Regions from separate parts of the Homo sapiens genome. Here regions 1 and 2 are each linked to region 3. A link is a loop called in an ENCODE intact Hi-C map of the cell type or tissue named here. Cell type or tissue: GM12878. All regions are shown on one strand. Links, peaks and the distances in the headings refer to the core of each region. The heading gives the core; the rest is flanking DNA. Region 1 overlaps BARD1 (BRCA1 associated RING domain 1). Region 2 has its middle 64 kb from the start of LINC01878. Region 3 has its middle 51 kb from the start of SPAG16-DT.

What was found. Peaks named below come from ENCODE experiments on the same cell type or tissue, not always from the same donor. Only the 100,000 strongest peaks of a DNase experiment are listed, where the experiment ranks them.
Region 1: a loop joins it to region 3, with 9 times the contacts of the local background. A loop is called at or near these places in 1 of 110 quality-filtered maps.
Region 2: it touches region 3 in a loop (6-fold over the local background); 1 of 110 quality-filtered maps calls a loop at or near these places.

Annotation. Positions count from the first base shown.
Region 1 is chr2:214,736,496-214,738,995 of GRCh38, forward strand. The region is part of intron 9 of BARD1 (BRCA1 associated RING domain 1); the gene reads right to left. Among named protein-coding and RNA genes, the nearest start is that of BARD1, 72 kb to the right of the region's middle. RefSeq lists enhancers at 733-782, 823-1,022. In GM12878, for the core only: no CTCF peak of the experiment used is centred there; a DNase peak (open chromatin) is centred at 946; H3K27ac peaks cover 1,948 bases.
Region 2 is chr2:212,728,084-212,734,491 of GRCh38, forward strand. No RefSeq gene overlaps it. Among named protein-coding and RNA genes, the nearest start is that of LINC01878, 64 kb to the right of the region's middle. In GM12878, for the core only: no CTCF peak of the experiment used is centred there; a DNase peak (open chromatin) is centred at 3,088; H3K27ac peaks cover 288 bases.
Region 3 is chr2:213,230,001-213,236,408 of GRCh38, forward strand. No RefSeq gene overlaps it. Among named protein-coding and RNA genes, the nearest start is that of SPAG16-DT, 51 kb to the right of the region's middle. In GM12878, for the core only: no CTCF peak of the experiment used is centred there; a DNase peak (open chromatin) is centred at 3,241; H3K4me3 peaks cover 1,072 bases; H3K27ac peaks cover 2,500 bases.

The DNA of each region.
Region 1 (2,500 bases), core at 1-2,500, 1.5 Mb after region 3:
ATGATATCTACTGTATCGAATGAATGGCTAATGTCTAATTGCAGAATTAAGTAGGCTGTGCTTGTGCCAGCTGCTTCTCCATTTTATGGGTTTATTTGACTGATTATTTACAAGAAACACATTAAAATGGCATCTATTCCTCCTGAAAACATGCTGGCATTAGTCAATCAACAGAATTTAACCTTAATAGATACTACAGTCCAGTAAGTATGGCATCAAAAAAATGAGATGGCAGATACCAACAGAGCAGCATGGTACTTCCATGAGAAGGAGCCAGTGTAAGTCTTAATTCATTAAATATTCTGTTTCATGGGAGTTATGTAGTAAGTTTCTGTAAAGTAAAGCAAATCCAATGCTCTAGTTACAATGATTGAGTTAAACAAATACATTTCTCTAATATGCTTTTACTCCAAGCAACAATTTGCAGAATCCTGTGTCACCTAAGACTAACTAAGGAAGAATGAAAGTAGCTCTTTTTCTTTTCCTGAAAAGAAAGGATGTTTCCAGGTCTACAACTACATTTGAAGGGTGGCAAAGTGTTTTGTTAAAGTTGCTGTTATAGCATAGAAAATCTCTAGAATTTTTTCAAAGCTGGGAGTGACAACTACTTCAAGGATTGCGACTCAAATGCCTACAAAAGCCAGGTAGATTACATAAATGTGTGAAGAACCTGGTGTGAGGTGGTAGGAAGCTATGGAGACTGTAACAAACATCATGCCTAAATATATAAAAATTAATTATGTTAGACAAAACCAGACACTGTATTTCCTTCAGCCCTCAGAGTCCTCAGCCTGCCGATTTGAAACTTTTGATGCTTTGTCTAATCAACCTCTTTTATAGATAAGGAAACTTAAGTCCCAAGAGATTTAAGTGGCTTTCTCAGTGACATAACTGAGATGAGAACTGAAATATCCTCCATGTCACAGATCAAGTTTTTTTGTTCATCTTTATTTTTAGTTGGATCAATGTGCTTACTCAATCCGACATGCTAAGGTTGCCACTGTCTAACTTGTTATCTGAAACTGTGAGTTTCAGAATGATGACCTACTCCGGAGACAATACCACAGTTACAAATTCATATCAACTTCCTACTGAACCTTTTTTTAAGACAAATCAATTGAGTTGATTTACTGAAAAGTAAATAAGAATGAAATGCTTTAAAATAAACTTTCAGCAATTCAAATGGTGATACATTATCAATGCACTGGAAGAATCTACCAGCCAAACATTACTTAATTAACCCAAGCCTAAATAATGACTAACATTTTAAGGTTTTATTTACTGAATAAAAGTTAAGCAATCTGCAGCAAGAATTCTTAACCTATTTTCCATTTAAAACACAGTTACATTTTAAGATTTAAACTATTTTATATTTGTAATAAACAGTTAATAAAGTCCATAATTATTCCATCAGTTTAGTAGAAAGATGAACTCTTCTACTTCCTTTTGAAGAAAAAAAAAGCAAAAATACAAATATAAGACCACATTTTAGTTAGCTTTCTTGGCTAATAATTTCCTTACTAAAATTACCTTGCATGAGTAAGTTTACGTAAACATAACTTTTGCATATGCCAGAATGATACATACTTGAAAATGTGTCAAGCCACTAACCTTATAAAATGTATGCTTTATTTCATCTTTGTTACTTTTCATATGTTCCTTTATAGTTGAAGGTTTTGACTGAAGCTATCACTTCGCAGAAACAAACGGATGAACTACTTAGCTATTACAACTAGAGATTCTTTTAGCCCAGGTGTATTCCTGATCATGTTCTCCATTTCATGTAAGCTTTCCTTTTTTCCTGAGATCTTATTAATTTTTTACATATAGGTAAGCAGCCCCATTTCTAAAGTACTGATTAACCCAAAGTCATTAAGGTAGCTCTGTCTACCTTAGCAAAGCCTGGAATTTTTGCATAATAATGACGCTTATGAATTCCAGGGCTACAACACTTTTCTATAAAGAAACTTGTACTGTACAGAAGGTATTTTTTTATTCTAAATTGCTAATAACCACTCTCTCCTCCTACCTCATAAAAGCATATACATCAGTAGATGTATATTTCTGTTTTAGCTGCATGGACCACTGATGATGGTCATGGTTTTATATTAAGCTTACATTTCCTATAATAAAAAAAGATAACACAAATGCAAGGAAATTAAAAAAAGGAGGGGTGTTCCTGAATCCACAGTTATACAAAAATGATGAGAGAATACAATGAAGATGGAAGAAAACTTCAAAATGGAGATCTGTTAAATGTCCAAAGGAGGAGACGATTATTAACTCTGCATGGAAAGCCATACTTAGAATTTTCTCACTCTTCAAATCCCAGAGTAGTAAACAGATCCACATTTTAAAGAATTTTTAGGCCAGACCTGGTGGCTCGCACTTGTAATGCTAGCACTCTGGGAGGGTGAAGCAGGAAGACCGCTTGAAACAAGGAGTTCAAGAACAGCCTGGGCAACAAAGTGAGATCTCTGCCTCAACTAAAAAGAAAAAA
Region 2 (6,408 bases), core at 1,705-4,204, 500 kb before region 3:
ACAAGCATAGGTATTTTGTGTAAAAAGATATCTTGTGCGGTTTTTCTTTAGAATAGGGGGAAAAAGACTGCAAAACATATTTCATTATAAGCTGGGATCTTAGGTATAGATAAGTTTTTTGTTTTTCTTATTTTAGAGAAAAATCTTATTCAAGGTTTAATTAAGGCTACCTCTAAGCGAAATTATGGAGATATGGCAGTAGATGAAATCCTTGCTAGACCTTTTCTGCTTTTATTGCTAAATCTCTCTCATTCACATAATCACTATGATGCCAATAATTTGTTGTTAACATTTGCAGAAGCATTTAAATTGTAAAGGAGTATCCTAGCTCCAAATTGACCTAGAGATTCAATGCAATCCTGATGAAAATTTCCAAAAGGCTTTTTTTGTCAAAACTGACAAGCTGATTCTGAAAGTTATATGGAAATGCAAATAACCTAGAGTTGCCAAAGCAATTTCTTAAAAAGAACAAAGTTGAAATAATTAGCTACCCGATTTGAAGATTTACTCTAAACCTTCATAATCAGTTTGGTAGTAGTAAAAATTAGATATATAGGAAACAGAACAGAAATTCCAGAATTCGAGCCACACATATATAGTCATTTTATTTTTATTTATTTTCTCTTTTAAATAAAAATTCTAATATTCTTAAATTGATAAATAAAAGTTGTACACCATAAATATACACAACTTTCGTTTGTCTTTTCTGTGCTTCTATCAGTTCAAGTGCTTTCAGATTATGCACATAAGTGAGATCATGAGGTATTTGTCTTTCTATTCCTGACTGATTTCACTTAATGTGATGTCATCCAGGTTCATTCATGTTGTCACAGATGACAATATGTCCTGCTTTTTAGAAGACTGAATGCTATTCCATTGTGTAGATTATACCACATTTTCTTTATTCATTCATCCATTGAAAGACACATATCTTGGCTACTGTAAATAATAATGCAATATATATGGGAGCCTGGTAATTTTATTTTAAACAAAAGTCCAAAAGAGATTCAACAGGAAAAGCCAAGTCTTTTCAATAAAATAGAACAACTGGATATCTGCATAGAAAACAAACAAATGAAAAACCCATTGACTCTTACCTCATATTATAAACAAAAATTAAATAAATCCTACTTTTTTATTTTTTTACTTGTTTAAAGGCAGGGTCTCAGTCTGTTATCCAAGTTGGAGTACAGCGGTGCCATCATAGCTCACTGCAGCCGTGAACTTCTGGGCTCAAGGGATCCTCCTGCCTCAGCCTCCTGAGTAGATGAGACTACAGGTGTATGCACCACACCTGAATTTTTTTAATTTTTTTTTTATTTTTTGGTAGAGATAGGGGTCTTGCTTTGTTGCCCAGGCTGGTCTTGAACTCTGGGCTTTGAGAAATCTTCCTGCCTCGGCCTCCCAAAATGCTGGGATTACAGGCATATGCCACTATGCCCAGCACTTGCATCCTAGATCTAAATGTAAAAACTAAGCTAGAAAACTTTTTTTACCTTAGGGTCAGGGTCTTACTAATGTTGCCCAAGTTGGCCTCAAACACTTTGGCTCAAGAGATCCTCTCATCTTAGGCAATCCTCTTACCTCAGCCTCCTGAGTAGCTGGGACTATAGGTACATGCCATAATGCCCAGCTTAAAATTATAAAATGTATAAAATAACATATATGATAAAATATTCATAAGCCTCAGTTGAGCAAGTTTTTTTTCACTTTCACACATACTGACCACTGTCTTGGTGGAATCCCCATTCTGACTAAGGAGGCAAATATGTAAATAAGCAACCAATTTACAACATGATGAGAGGCACAGCAAAGATATATACAAAACACTATATGAACAAAATGGAGCAATTCATTAATTTTGCCTGAGTTTAAGACCTGGAAGAGAGGAAGAGGTGGAGAGGACAAAGAACAGATTTACAGAAATAAAATTTGATCCAGATTTTAGATAGAATTTGTAGAGTGACTAAGTGAACGTTCCAAATACAAAATATAGTATGTAAAAAAGTATGTAGACATAAAAGTATATGGAATATTTTCTGTGGTCAGGGAGAGTGACAGGAGTTGAGACTAGATAGGTAAGGGGGCAATAATATGAATGATCTTGTATGCAAAGCATTTCAATTTATCACATAGACAGTTAAGAACAGAGGAAGAGAAATGGCATAATTAGCTCTAGTAGCAGGAAGACTCATGAAAACACTACATATAATTAAATTATTTTTTAAAAGATCAAGGGAATAACAAATACAACATTCAAGAGAGTTCTTACCTCTAGGGAGAAGGAGAGTATAGGCTAGGATAGGGGCACATAGGTGGATGATGCAGAGCTAGAATTAGATCACTGTTCTTTTCTTGGGTTGGGTGGTATTCATGATAGGATTAAGTTTTAGACTTCAATACATGTTACATATTGTATTTTGTATGGATCAACCATCAGGTTCTTAAAAGACAATAAGAAGGAAGGTTGGATGGAAAGAATTAGAAAAAAGCTGTAGGAAAAGTTTGTAAAAGACATGACAAGGGCTGGAGTAGAACAGAAAGTGGTAATACTTGGGATGGATAGGCAAGGTTGTTGTGTGGAAGAAGCATGGAGAATGAAAAAGGAAAAGGTAGAGGTGATTTCCAGGACATTATCTCAGGAAATCATGTGAAAAAGAAAGCTCTTTGCTTATAAAAACATATTTTAGAAAGGAACTTCCCTAAGCCTTTTAAAATCGTACAATATATGTGACTGTTTATTTGATGTGTACAGAGAGTTAGCTCAGGGTTCTATAAAACCTCAAATATAAAGGCCTATTTCTTACCAACACAAGTAATAATATGACCACCACAAGGAAACATATATATGCATTTGTTATAATAACACATTATACTTCTTATAATACCACAGATTATAAGAAATCTTTTAAAAATCCATAGCAGCTTATCCTCCCATCTGTAAAAGCTGACTATCATTCTGCCTCTCTCACAGTATTACCCATCTATTAAGTGATCTAGCTCCTCTACTCGATTCGACTATCCCATGCACTCAGATATCTGGAACTAACAGGTTGAAAATAGACTGTCAAATTTCATGGCATGTGAAAACTCATATTCACATGAAAGAGCTGCAATAAGGGCTTTGTTGAGTCATTTCAAGCTTTCACTCCTTACTTGAGTAACCTGTGAGTTGAAAACAAATAGCTCCTCAATCTGACTTGCCTTGCTCCTGGCTTAATCAGAAGTGATTGAGGACAATAAAACTTTTTTTTTTTTCAGAGAATGAGACAATTTCTAAGAATATTTATTCTGATGAAATTCCCAAAGCAAGTTCGCATTTTAATTCTCTTTTGCCTTCATTAGAGGTTTTGATGCCAAATAATAAGAGTCTAGTGTAGAAACTGACAGGCTTTGATATTGATATTTGATTTGATATTGACTTTACCACATTCCCTACTCTTTTTTTCATGTTTTAGAGTCATATGAATTTAGAAGTGTTGAGATAGGCACAAATTTCACAAGTCTGCCAGAGTTTCATTTTGTAGAAGCATCTTGAGACGAATCTTATAGTTCGATACTGAAGTTTGAAAGTATCTGCTTTATATTATGTTCTTCTTAGCAGATAATTTTGACTTGTATTCAACCCAAGTTATTAGTTATTTTGTATCAAGTTAGAATAAACTATAGTAATTTGACTGTGTCAAGAAATCCTTACTTTAAAATGAATAGGAAAGTGTGGATAGGTTCTTAATTACAAAATACCTAGTTGGAAATTTTGCCTATATACCAATCAAACACTACTTGTAAAAAATAATTTACCTGTCACTTTTTTAAAAATTTGATTTAGTCTTTTACTCAGTGGTTCATAATATTTTCTTTTCTGTAGTTATTTTTATTTCTATAAGGCAAGTAAATAACAGTCACAACAATCTTATTTTATTGTTATTGTCACTACTACACACACACATGTGCACACACACAAACACATACAAACACACACACACCAAGAGTGCCTAATGTGTTAGCAACTATATGTGTGATTCTTTCTAATCTTACAGTGACTATCCCTATACCATTTCAGATTTGTATTTAGAGTAACGAGATTGTTTATTAAAAATATACTTTAGGTCAACTATTAGCTTAAAATATAATCATGTGAATGCAAGTCAATCAAGCTTATATCTTATAAACCTATTTTGATTTAGTTTAATCTAACCTTTAGTGAACTTTTACTCAGACTTAGCAAACAGCTAGAAACCATAAGGACTATTTTAAAAAGAAGATTCTTCAATCTGTTAGTTCTTAAAGAACTTAAACCTGATTGAGAAAACTACAGAAAATATGCATGCCAAGTAAAGGACATGGACATACTTACGATAATGTAGAACAAGCGGTGTACCTGAGAGAATGTGAGCAAAGAAATAATCAATACAGAGGGATGCAAAAAAACTAAGTTTTTATTTACTTTTTATTTTTATTTATTTATTTATTTAGACAAAGTCTTGCTCTTGTCCCCCAGGCTGGAGTGCAATGGCGTGATCTCAGCTCACTGCAACCTCCGCCTCCCGGGTTCAAGCGATTCTCCTGCCTCAGCCTCCCAAGTAGCTGGGATTACAGGCACATGCCACCATGCCCAGCCAATTTTTGTATTTTTAGTAGAGACGGGGTTTCACCACACTGGCGAGGCTGGTCTCGAACTCCTGACCTCAGGTGATCCGCCCACCTTGGCCTCCCAAAGTGCTGGGATTACAGGCGTGAGCCACCGCACCTGGCCGAAAAACTAAGTCTTTATAGATTAGGCAGGCATGCAAGAAATTCAGGAGAATTTCCTTAACTCACTCCTGGGACAGAGGATATACTTTCAAAAACAAAAAAAAATAAAGAAAACTTAAGAAGTCTTAGTAAGGTTGGTGACACAGTAACTCTGAGGTGAGCACTGAGGTTTTAGTTTAGATTATGAAATCGTTATGGACTCTATCAACCATAAAGCATGACAAACAGAGGGAGTCTTTTAAAAACTTGTTGAGGAACATTGCGACACTTGCAAGTTCTCCCTAGTTGTTAAGATAGAAAGGCACTGTTCATGAGGGGAATCCTTTGGAAGTCCTGTCTTGCTGACAGATAGGTCCCTTTGGTAAGATTTATTCCTGAGACTGGCTGATAAATTGTGTGTATGTGTGCGTGTGAAATTTAATAATGTCATTATGAATTTTAACATAGTTCTACCAAAAGGGACAAAAATATATCATCATTTAGAAAATTATACATTATGGGCTCTCCTTGCATAGGATCTCCTCCTCGCTTCCTTCTCAATCATCTGAAGGGCCTGCTCTGGTAATTTGGATGAGATAATGTGGCTTTTTCGGTTTGGTCATGGATTTTGTCATTTGGAGCCAGGGTTGTTCTGGAAATGAGGTGGCAATGTTGCTCTAACAGGCTTCTGAATTGTTCTCTGACCGAGATTATTGCTCCTCCTGGGCAGGAATCATGACATGTGGTTCGACTGATTTACCAGAAGCAGTAATTGTTTAATGTGAAAGTTGTCAAGCTTCATTTTCCTGGTGCTGCTGTGCTTGCAGAAATTTGGCTAGTGAGTTAGAGAAGAAACCAACTGGGAGAAGAAATCAATGCTGCCTGAGTGCCACCTTCCTGCTGCCCAAGATACCCTTTAAAATGCTCCGCCTGTTTCTATTCTCTTTAATTCCCCTCCTCCTTGGCTGTGCTGTATTCTGCAGTCTTCAATTCAAAGTCCTAATTGAATGTCTCCTAAATGAACAGGTACTTACCTCAACATTTCCTGATTCTTCCTAGGTAATTCTACCTGGCTGTCCCACAAGAATCTCAGTCTCAATATATCTAAATTGAACTTTCCCTGAAAAACCAGCCCTTTTTCCTGACTTCTATATTTATTTTAATTGTTGGACCATACATATAGCCACTCTGACATGAGCCTTCAAAATGATTTTGACAGAATAAAGGGAATGAATTCAGTGGGACAGTCAGGAAATACTCCCAAAAGAAATTTGAAGTGGAATTCAACACAAAATGTAGGGGTCTTCCTTAATTTTACATTGCCCAATAAATTTAATGTAAATGTGTTGTTCACACAGACAATACCTCAAATTTAGTTATAAAGATAAAGGTAATTCTAGAAACAGTCTTTGGTTTCTCAAATATCTGAGTATTTGCAGTGCTGGTAAAGTAGAAGGTTGGTAGAATATAAAAAGATGGGCATCAAAGAGTAAAAATTTGCCAAAATTTCCCAACAGTGTTATGGAAAAAGATGCCTGAGAGTGAACATTTATGTTTTAAATATTTTGGCAGACATTCTCTGATAGCAACAAATGCATTAATCTGTCATGATTATTATACTAGCAATTTAGACTATCAAAACTTCTCCTCCAATTAGTTAACTCTTTGCTAATT
Region 3 (6,408 bases), core at 1,800-4,299:
ATATAGCATAAACAATGTGGAGATGCTGAACAAAGAGATGACTCACGTCCCAGCTGGGACAGAATGGGTCCATGCAAGATTTCATCACACTACTCAGAACGGACGATTTAAAACGTATGAATTATTTTTTCCTGGAATTTTCAGTTGAATATTTTTGAACCATGGATAAATGAAACCATGAAAAGCAAAACCACCAAGAAGGGGAAACTACTGTATTAAGAGTGAACCTAAGGGTGACCATTGGTCACCACTGAGTTATCCTTCCCTTCCTTATCTGGCTGCTCACCTGAAGTAAATTGAAGTAAACACAAAATCAAATAGAAAAAATTGAAATATCAGTTTCTCATTTTCCCCACGAATGTGTTCAAATAACTCAAGTTTTCATTTGGTAAAACATGGAGCCTCAATTTCCTCGCCTATTAACGGTAGTAATAACTAACTTATAGAGTTGTTACGACCATTAAATAAAATTTGTGTCAAGTACCTAATGAGATTTAAGGAATTTGCCCAAGGTAAAAAAAAAAAAAAAAAAAGGTGACAAATTGCAGAGCCAGTATTTAAAACTGGCAGTCTAATCTCAGAGTATCTGTTAATACTTTGATACTATACTCTATTGCCTCTTGATGAATTCCTTAACGTTTTCTTCTCTAACATGTGTACAGCAGTCCCTACTTATCTGCTGGGGGTATGTCCCAAGAGCCTCAGTGGATGCCTGAAACTGTCTGGCATATAGGAGGTGCCTGGAATATAGAATAAGCAGCTATTCCCATGATTGTTGTTATGTCCTGGAGAGAGCTATATGTGTCCTTAGAGTAAGGAAAAGTGGCGAGTTGAACTTAGAATAAAAAAATAACGATTTGAAGGAAGCCATGGGTGGTTTAAAGAGAAGACTTCAATAATGCTTATGGCAACACCATGCAGATTTTTATTCACTTCTAGGGTTATTCAAATTCTCTCTTTCCTGCTATTCTCCTTGTTAAAATCTGCGTCCTTTTGAAGCATATGGGTAGGTATCATATTGTGTGTGAAAATTAAAGAGGCACTAGTCTAAAAATACGTAACCTGGATTCTATTTCTGGTCTAGCTATAGGCTCCTGTGAGTTTATTAATAAGTGTATACCTCAATTTCTTATATATAGGTATAAAACTAACTCCTTATAGAAATTTTGAAGTGATGATATAGCATCCATAGATCTCTGAGTTCTCTTGAAGTAAGCAGTGTATATAAGAAAGGTTTATATTATTAGGTCATATATGTTTCAGTTAAAAAAGTGCTTTGGTGACAGAAAAGCTATGCTTATAAACAGGAAACCGTGTTTATTAATGGAAATTTACTTTTTTGTGAATTTTTGAGTTTTTTAATATGTTTAATATATTGTTTAAATGATGTTTAACTTTTTTAAAATTAAAAATTATTGAACACTGATGAAAGAAATTTAGAAAATACCTACCTTACATCACCATGTTGACTTCACGTTGCTAAGGCAGACATGAGTTAGATTAACATTATGTAAGGACTTAAATTAATTGTTTCATTTGTCTTATTAAATGCATTTTATTAATGGTTAATGATCTTAATTCTCAACTTTGGAATTAGATAAATGAGCAAAGATTTTTACATTATTTTACCACTAGATTCTTTTACTTTTTATTATCCTAGGATAATAGGATAATTATTATCCTATATAATAATTGTATTATATAGGATAAATATTGTAGGTTCCTCTACAAATATGTGATAATCAGACATTCTAATCATCTGTGGAGGTTTAAATATAAAATATATTTAATATGTATATACATGTTAGGGCTTCGTCCCCACAAATTCTGTTCAGTTAGCCTGCCTTGGGAGCTATGCATTTAAAATGGTCCCCAGGTGACTCTAAAATGTGTCCCTAATTAAGCTGTCTTTTTGCTTTCATAGATCTTTTAATTCTAAAGGTAAGGTTAGCTTTTCTCTAGTATTAGCAGGCACAGCTGGAGAAAGAACATGCTATTGATTCCCCAGAAATTCTGTTTTCCAATCTTATGTGAGTTTGGCTAGAGTAGAAAAATAAGAATGTGGGAGATAATTAATAGAGTATCTAGATTCCTGAGGGCCCATCACCATGTCCACCTATGTACAAACTAGAACTGCTTTTGTGTTCTCTTGTTCTGCTTGATCCTTACAACATTTGCCCACCTGCTGAGTGAATTTTTAATACACCAGTGCGAGCATTTAGAGTTCTTGTTAGAAAATGGTTTGACAGCAGTACATGATATCTCAGTTCAATGTAGCAAAAATATTTGTGTTTTATGAAGTATTTTCTTGAACTTTGATATTTTTAGGTTTGCTTTTATTATATTACTCCTTAAATATAATAACTCATTGTAATATCTTAAGTGTTATTATAATGTAACAAAAATGATATGTTCTTGAGAGGGGATGGGGTTGCCTAACATACGGCCAGGAGTGGGCAAAGCACTCTGTAATCTGTAAATAATAAAAAAAAAAGTGGAATCAAATTAAAAATCACCTTCATGAATTTAATGAATCATAAGATGTTGATCCTTGCACAACAGTTTGTTATGCACACATTTTGCATACCACACCTTTTGCAAAAAGTTAAGTTCGCTTTTTTAGAAAGTGTACATAGTTCACCTTCATCCGAGGAGACGGTTCAAAATAACTGTGAAAGCAAGTTTTAAAAATAATTATAAACCTACCAAACAGTAATTGTAACAAAGGCAAGCAATGCAGAAATATGAAAAATAAAAGGAATAGTTGCCCTTCTATCCTGTACCTCATGTTACAGAGACATATACTGTGTGTCACTCCAGGACTGTATTTATATAGAAAAACACACATGCATATGCACACACACACACAAACACACACACTCTCTCTGTCTCTCTCACCAGAGGCTTATTTTTCTTTTAACAAAAATTGTCCCTTTTTACATGTGAAAAATGGTCCCAACAAATGTTTTAAGGCATTTCTTAGATGCCTAAAGATTAGGAAACACTGTGCTTGGGCTAATTTTGGGACTCTGAGGATATGAAGAGTGAAAAGCTGTTCATACCCAATTTTTCTGAATGTCAGGGAAAGGTACACCTGTTTTCAAGTCTTTACATCTCTGTGTCTCCCCAGGGGATAGAGCTTTTACTCAGGGGATTTCTGGTTGGGGGAAGAGGGTCTGCACCACAGTCTCACTCTAAGTGATTATTATCACACCGGTAAGTTTCCACTGTGGCTGCTGCGTGCAGGCTGTGAACACATTTGAAGTCAGCAGGGGACCGTTAGAAACCTCCCCTTTGCTGAGACGGAGCTGTAGAAACTTCTGCTTCACTGAAGCATACTTGCAACCTGCGGTCAGTCGCTTCTTTTTTCATGCAGTGCTGTTTTAAACTGTCTTCTATCCCACAGAGCAAAAACATACCCAACAAAAAACAGTACAAACAATCCCCATGAGTGTTTTTGAATTTTCCTCTGCTAATCTCATTGTTAATGGTATGAGGTCTTGCCAGGAGCCATTTGTGGTTTAGACACACTAAATAACATAACATTCACACAGTTAAAAACAATTAATATTAAGCATCAAATCAAAGGCTATTTGATGAAAAACATAGGCTAACTGACTTTTCTACCTATCTTATAGAAACGAATTTCATCTTTTTTACAGGTCTCTGATTGCTAGATGAGGGGGCATATTTAGTAATCTGCAGAAGATATAGGATGCTACACTTTAATAATGACATAATTGCATAAATTGCACACTAAGTTTGCATATTAGATTATCAGCCAAAGATTATCCTGTGTAAAATAAAAATGCTCTCCATTAGTTAGTGGAAAGTGATTCAAATCAACCTTGCCTTATCTATGGTTGTCCTTAGCTGGCAGTGGATTTAGCAGTACTTAAATCTCTATTTGGTATGAATTGAAAGGATGTTGTCCTTGGTTGACAGCACTGATTTTTCTATCAAAAGGAGTTTAAGTAGAATTACCATGTATAGTAGAAATTTCAGAAGGAATTTAAAAGTCATGCAAATAAAAAGGATCCCACAACCATTATCTCTAATCTACCCAGGACTAATTAAATTTCTGTTAAAAATACTTTGAAGTTCACATTGTATGCAAAACAGGATATGAGAAGTTTATGTGGTTACAGGTATTATTTGTCTTCCTAAATCATTAAAAAACTATAAGTTAGAGACAAATCAAATCCCACCATCAACTTATTTTGAAAACAGTGGTAGGTCATGGTGATGAGGCACATCCAGAAAGTTATTGGCTTTATTTATTTACTTGTCGTTTGTCTTACTAATAAATCATAACATTGTTATAAATCATAAGCCTTCAAAAATGATTGAGACTATAAAAAGTAATAATCATGATAATTTTGTTACTTTTACTAGTTTAAAAGACATCAGAACCACTAGTTAAATAAAGAAATTGCTAGTTTGAAAACAGACTGAATAAAAGCACATATTCTTTCAATTTATATTGGTTATGGATGCTGCCATTGGATTAATTTCATCTTTGGCATTTGTAATTAAAAACACTGACTTTATTATTTGGAGTACTAAGGTTGATTATGAAGCTTCAGAATTTTAAGATCTCCTTTATGTGATTTGGGGCCAAGTATTTATCTTTCTGAGCTTTGTTGATCTCCCTGTGAAAGAGACACAATTATTTCTACCTCATTGGGTTTGCTTTAAGAACAATGAAGAGTACTGGGCAGGAGAGGAAAATTCTATGCTCCCTTCCCTTCCCAAGGGAAAACAGCTTCCGCTCTTTCTTCTGCCCCCAAGGAGCAGGGACAGTGCTCTGACTGGCCTGGATTTCTCTTTAATTCATTGTTGATATTCCCTTTTCTTACTCTCCAGGTATTCTTCCTGTTTCTTTCCTACTTTTCCCTGCTGTTCCTCTTGTGTGTCTGGCCTTGTCAGGTCACTGTGAGCACAGCCTGCCAAATACTTACAAAATAAGAAGACCTGATGCAAGAATAGGAGATGATTCTGACAATCTTAGCAGGCAATTTGTGAATAATATAGTATTTAGGTTTTTCTGGTCTGAGGCTCTGCATCTCTGTTGTAGGTGTGTTTGGAGGCAGGGGTAATGAATGCAGAGGGATAAATCTTCTTATGATTGGCTGATCCTCATAATTTCTCAATTGGTTTCATTCATACTGTACTTAGGAGTAATTCCTTCAAGTAATTCCTGCTGTTAGCTGATGGAGCTTCTTTAATTTCTTTGCTGATGAGAAATTATACTGTTTTGTTTCTATTAGTATTTCATTGGAAAATATTTCACTGGAAAGACAGAGGAGACTGAGTCACATATTGTTAACTAACTGCTAGAGTGAACCTAAGGGCTCTAGAATTAAATGGAAAAGTGTTTTTACATAAGTAACATATGTTTATTGAAGAAAATTAGGAGACAGAAATGATTCAAAGTCATAAATACATCCTTACCACAAAATTTTATCGTATATTCTTCTGGAATATGTAGTTTATAGAATAATAGATGATATTACCTATTTAAATATTATTATATGTAGTATGTTATTTATGTATTATGTTACATTATACAATATAAACACTGTTATAATTTACTTTAAACATTTAGCATAACGTAAACGTTTTTCTATGTCAATAAGTGCATTTTAACAACAGCATTTTTAGTTATTATAGGACATTCCAATTTCCTGTTGTTTTGTTTTTCCTAACTTAACATATATTTTTTCAGTGTATTTGTTATTAACACTGCCATTTGGTTTAGTGATTGTAATTGAAGTTGTAAAGCATAAAAATATTATTTTTAATATTTGAATTCTGTTTATAAGAGCATGTCATTTTCACTATCACTACTTAATACTTTGTCCAGGTTTTTTCTTTTTTATTTTTCCTTTTCTTTTTTTTTTTTTTAGTGATATAAACATTTGCTTGTCCAATTTCAGTAAAGTGTAGGGTTCAGCCATTTGTCACCACGGGTCTGCATGTTTCTCTTTGCTTTTTCAGTTGAACCACTCTGACCTATAGGTTCCTAAAGTCTGAGAGTTTCTTTTATGTTCAACTTGAAGATCTATCAAAATGAATTGAAATCCTAAAATATACAACAGTGAAAAAAATAAATGTTAATTAAAACTACTTCTTTTCACAACTAATTGCTAAAGTAATATAATTAGATAGAAAGGTATTTTTGCTGGTTCAAGCTTTTATGAATACAAATACATATATTTCTGTCTCAAATCACTCAAGTTCATGGTTTTGCACTTGGTTTTTAAGATGAAACTCAGTATATTAATTACATGAGAGATATGACAGTGGTACTACTTGTAGTATTTTGAGATAGCCAAAGAAAGGGCTCTATACCTATGAAAAGTCCAATCTTGATTTATTCTCATTCTGTTCAGTTCACCTCCTTCA